Regions from separate parts of the Homo sapiens genome. Here region 1 is linked to region 2. A link is a loop called in an ENCODE intact Hi-C map of the cell type or tissue named here. Cell type or tissue: prostate gland. All regions are shown on one strand.

Region 1 (2,500 bases), 510 kb before region 2:
GTCTAATGTGGATGAAATATCTTTGAATACAAAGGCCTCAAAATCTGGCTAGAGAAATCATTGCAAAATGTTATTTTTGTAAAGACTTAAATTAAAAAACCTGCTTCTCGTTAACAGCGATTACATTAGACTTTGCCTTAACTGGTATCGCTTTCCCTTACCTTTTGCCTGAATTTGAAGCATACATATTCAAAAATAGCAAAGGGTGATAAAAACATCCCACAGTACTGATAAAGCAAACAAAACTTAATATTCTGTACTAGTCATGACTCAAAATTTATATAATATGACCCTTTCTCAGTATAAAAATCTATTTAAAATTTCATAGATGGCAAAATTCTCATGCTTTTTAAGAAAACATTCTGTTCTTTTTTCTGATACTTATTTTCAAGGTTAAAGCATGACACTGTGTGTTTGATAAGCCATGTGAAAATTTCTTGCATCATAAGTAAAAGGTTATGATAAATAAGTTCATAAATTAGCAATGTTCCTTATATCATAAATAAGCTTAAGTCTTTTTTATTTTGGTAAGAGAAATAAAATGATTCTTGAAGTAAGAAATAAAATCCTTCCTACAATGGTTGCAAGGGTGACCATCACAAAGATTATAACGTAACAAAGATTAATCAGATCAAAGATTTTTTATTATGCTTACTGTTAGTATTCTACAGAATAATAGAGAGGTGTTGATTTTGCTGTTGAAGTATTTTTCAGATGTACTTACATTTAAAAGAACTGTTTTTGACAGCAAGACTCTAACATATGCATATTATTTTTTCCCTTCAGAATTTAATCACATTAGATCTGTCTCATAATGGCTTGTCATCTACAAAATTAGGAACTCAGGTTCAGCTGGAAAATCTCCAAGAGCTTCTATTATCAAACAATAAAATTCAAGCGCTAAAAAGTGAAGAACTGGATATCTTTGCCAATTCATCTTTAAAAAAATTAGAGTTGTCATCGAATCAAATTAAAGAGGTAAGAAGTAAGGTAAAATTATTTTGCATTCTGCCTTTAAGGTGGATAGTCCCTATCTGTGTCACATACACAGGAATGTAATGCTCTCTAGCCTCTGCCTGTCTTCCAGCAATCCTTCCCACCTACTGCTTGGGGGCATTGGTGTCATCCTCCTGAGAGCTCAGGCAGCCCCAGGAGAGGTCGGGAGACGGGACTCTGCCGCCCTGCAGCACTGGGTGGAACCCCTGTGCCGTGACCTTGCGAACATCCTTAACATCTCTGAGTCTGTGTCCTCACTTATAAAGTGGAAATAGTGCTCTCTCACACAAACTCTCTGACAGAGTTATTAATTAAAGAGTACGATGGTCAAGAGCCCCAGGTTCACAGTCGGGTTAGCTGGCTTGGTCTCTGGGCTTTGTCTTTTAACAATCATGTTATCAGGCAAGTTATTCAAGTTCTCCCTCTCTAGCCTCCCAGCTTTCAAATGGGCGTGATAATGACTCTGCTTCATAGGACTGTGTGGTAAAGAATTTAGGACCGTGTCTGGCGTAGGCAGTGCTCAGGAAATGATCAGCAGCAGTATGTGGTTATAAAAACCTTCCTATAATGAAGTCAGCTTAAATAACTGACAGGACTGTCTCTTTTTGGAATCATGATCTTCAAGCTAATCATTTTCTGTCACGGGAGAGCAACAACTATCTGGACCGGTGGCACAGGGGTAAAAGAATTTACCAAGACAGTTGCAGGTGGAGAAAGGCACATTTATTCGTGAAAGTAGGAAACTACATTGCGAGAAGGCAACGGGCATATCAGCAAGAGAAGCTGACTGCAAAGAAACAAAGGCTTGCTGGGGATTTTACAGGGTCTTGTTTATGCTGTGTGCTGAAGAGGGCTTTGAGCTGCACTGACAGCGCCCAGGTTGCAGTGGGCTAACTCGCAGGGGCCTGGTGATAGCTGGGCACAGGAAGATTGTCAGTTATTTGCACAGGAGGGCTACGTGTCCTGGATCATGAAGACAGACTAATAATTTACCTGCTCTTTTGCTTTCTCTCGGTCCCGCCAACTGACTACTTTTCCCTAAATAGGACTCTGCATTTTCACATACAGGTTTGTCTGTATTTTACACTCATTTTGTTCCAGGCTATAAGACTACTGGAAATCCTTAATTACAACTCTATTTTTTTTTTCAGACATAAAAATAAATGGCGTACAAATTTATCCTAAGATATTAAGATGTTTTGTGCAAGCTCTTCATTTTATTTTTTAAACTGCATTTTTCTATGATTAAGACATTTATTGTAGTAATCTTATTAAATATATGAATAAATGAGAAAATAATAATAAGGGGTGATTTTAAAAAATCACTCAAATGTCCATAGTCAGAAACAACCACTGTTAGCATTTGGGTATATTTATCCCTGGCTTTTCTCCAAATAATTATAAGGAAAAACGATAGCTTAAATTCTTACTGTACTGAAATTCACACTGTTAAGGCACTTAACTGTGTGTCAAGTGCTGTGATAAATTTTTAAAAATATTTTAT
Region 2 (2,500 bases):
TGGAGTCTGGGCCACCAAGCCGAGGGGTTCCCTGAGGAGAATGTCCAAGGGAAAAAAAGGAGCGGACAGACTTCCTGCTGTGACCATGTACATGACAGGCTGCACTTGTGTTTTTCTTGGGCGTTCTCACACTCCTCCCTTTACAGTAGCAGCTAATCTGTCTGCCTGGAACAGTTCTCAGAGAAACCACGTGGTATTCTTCCTCATCAACTTCAAGGTTGGACTCAAATGCCGCTTGCCACTGAGGCCTCCTGTCTTCTCAGAATGTCCCTTCCCATCACAACCCCTTCCCCGTCCCTTCCCATCACAATCTCACACATTCCTTCCTCAATCACAGTCTCTCTCCTCAGCACTCACTACTATAAACACTACCATGTATCTCCTGATCATCTCCTCCTACCACCTGTCCCCACCAAATGTAAATTCCAAGATGACGGAGGACTTTTGTCTGTCTGTTCAGGCAAAATAATATAGTATTATTGAGGGAAAATGTTTTCTGAATACATGAATAGTCACAAGTTTAAAAAATGAGTAAAATAAAAAGACAATTGTTAAAAAAAGAAAGTTGCTAAGTAAATGAAAATAAACATCATATACTGCTTGGCACAGCAGTGAATACTTACATAATCAAAATAATGGAAACGCTGTATATGGATTAATCCAAAAATTATAACTAATGGTAGGAAAACAAGATCAGTGGAGGTCTATTAGGTTACATGGTCTTCCTCCAACATCATAGGGAGTCAACAGGCAATTTCTAAATTTAGTGACTCAAGAAAGAATAATATATACATTTGAAAATATGAAAGGAAGAATGAGAAAAACAGCTTAAGGAGTTGTAACTGGGTACAGCAGGTTGCATGGGACTGCTGTTTTATTATATATATTTTAGCTCTCTTTGATGTTTTTAAACTATGTATTTATATTATTTGATAAAAAGGCATTTACTTAAAGGGAAAACATGTTTCTCCAAAGTTCTAAGAAAGCTTAATTGTTTGTCATTCATATCATAGTGGCATATAGTAAGTACTCAATAAATGTGTTGGAAGTAGGGATGGATTTTGACTGTATAAAAATATATAAAAAATAGCTTCTGGATCTCACATTAAATCATACAGTACTGTGTAAGTTGACAACAGAAAGGTATAATGCTTCACAGAGACTGTTTTTGATATAAAACATTGACAAAGGTGAAAAACATGTAAGCATTAAAATTACAACCAATAAATTCATACTAATTAAAAATGTATAAAATTTTCTTGGTTTTGTTTAAAAATATTAAAAAGTTATGCTTTTTACTTTTGTGGCTATAGTTTTGAGCCGTATCAAGTAGCTATATACTGCCACCTGGTGGCTGGCTCCGCTTGGACAGCAGGGCTTTTGGTCAGGGTAGAGAGGATTTTCACATTTACGCCTTGTCCACTAAAAGCAAATACATCAATATCCACCCTTCCATTCATCCATTCTTCTATCTCAGCCACTGAATCCTGAACAGGAGTATCAATGGGAAGGAAAAAGAGGCATAAAGCTCAAGTATTTTATTAATAATTTATTGTCAGTAAGAAAGACTGGCTAATGGTAGTTTTCATTAAAAACCTTTACAAGACCATTGCATCACAAATATACAGACACTATAAAAACTGTGTCATGGTGGTTTTGGTTCTAAACAGGTATGCAGAAGGTCCCCGTTACACTTTCCAATAATGAAAAATGTTTATAATTCTAAATACAGCAACCCATGTAAGACATGTTCATGTATCTGATCTCTCCTTCATCCTATGTACAGCTAGAAATGAATGACTACACTGAAATGTACTAACAAAATGTCACACTTCAGTGGAAAAAGACAGAATGAAACCCTGGTTATAGTAAAAAAAAAAAAATCAGGGTGCTAGATAATGGCACTGACACCACCAAAATTCAGTTGAAACAAATGCACAAAATATCTTGGAAATCTAGTTAAAACTATGAAAAATCAAATCTGTACATAAAATTTACAAAAAAAAGAGACAGGAAAATTAAAATAATCAAATCTATATAAATACATGAATCATGCTGACAACACAGGACTGATTTTTCGTTTGATTATTTTAACACAGACAGATGTAAATCCCAAAAGACGTTGGGAAATGGCACAGCCGATGAAAACCTCACGATGACAGTAGTTGGGACACTGGAAATGGCTAGCACGTCCAGAGGCGCAGGATCCAGCGCAGCCATGCCCATTCGGCTCACCAAAAAAAGCTTGGAAGCACTGCTGCAAAGAACAGCGCGGATTACTCACATCACCTCTAGGTTCACTAAAGTCAGGCACTTTGGGGGGAGTTGAGAGTCAGACTTCCGTGTGCTGCTGGGAATCCAGGGGCGGGATCGTCACCTCTTCGAAGTGGCCGTCGTCCCCGCTCTCATAGTCACTCATCATGACCTCGGACTCCACTTCGCAGCAGGCTGACACGTCAGAGCAGGAGGCGGTGGAGGCGTACACAGACATGGGCATGCT

What was found. A loop is a pair of places that touch in the nucleus more often than their neighbours do. Peaks named below come from ENCODE experiments on the same cell type or tissue, not always from the same donor. Only the 100,000 strongest peaks of a DNase experiment are listed, where the experiment ranks them.
Region 1: it touches region 2 in a loop (5-fold over the local background); 15 of 110 quality-filtered maps call a loop at or near these places.

Annotation. Positions count from the first base shown.
Region 1 is chr4:186,078,054-186,080,553 of GRCh38, forward strand. TLR3 (toll like receptor 3) reads left to right here. Exons shown (of 5, transcript NM_003265.3): 3 at 787-978. Among named protein-coding and RNA genes, the nearest start is that of TLR3, 10 kb to the left of the region's middle. In prostate gland, no CTCF peak of the experiment used is centred here; a DNase peak (open chromatin) is centred at 1,438.
Region 2 is chr4:186,586,260-186,588,759 of GRCh38, forward strand. It overlaps FAT1 (FAT atypical cadherin 1), which reads right to left. Exons shown (of 27, transcript NM_005245.4): 27 at 1,535-2,500. The coding sequence ends at 2,333. Among named protein-coding and RNA genes, the nearest start is that of MTNR1A, 32 kb to the left of the region's middle. RefSeq lists an enhancer at 1,884-2,500. In prostate gland, a CTCF peak has its summit at 1,371 (motif pointing left); a DNase peak (open chromatin) is centred at 1,362.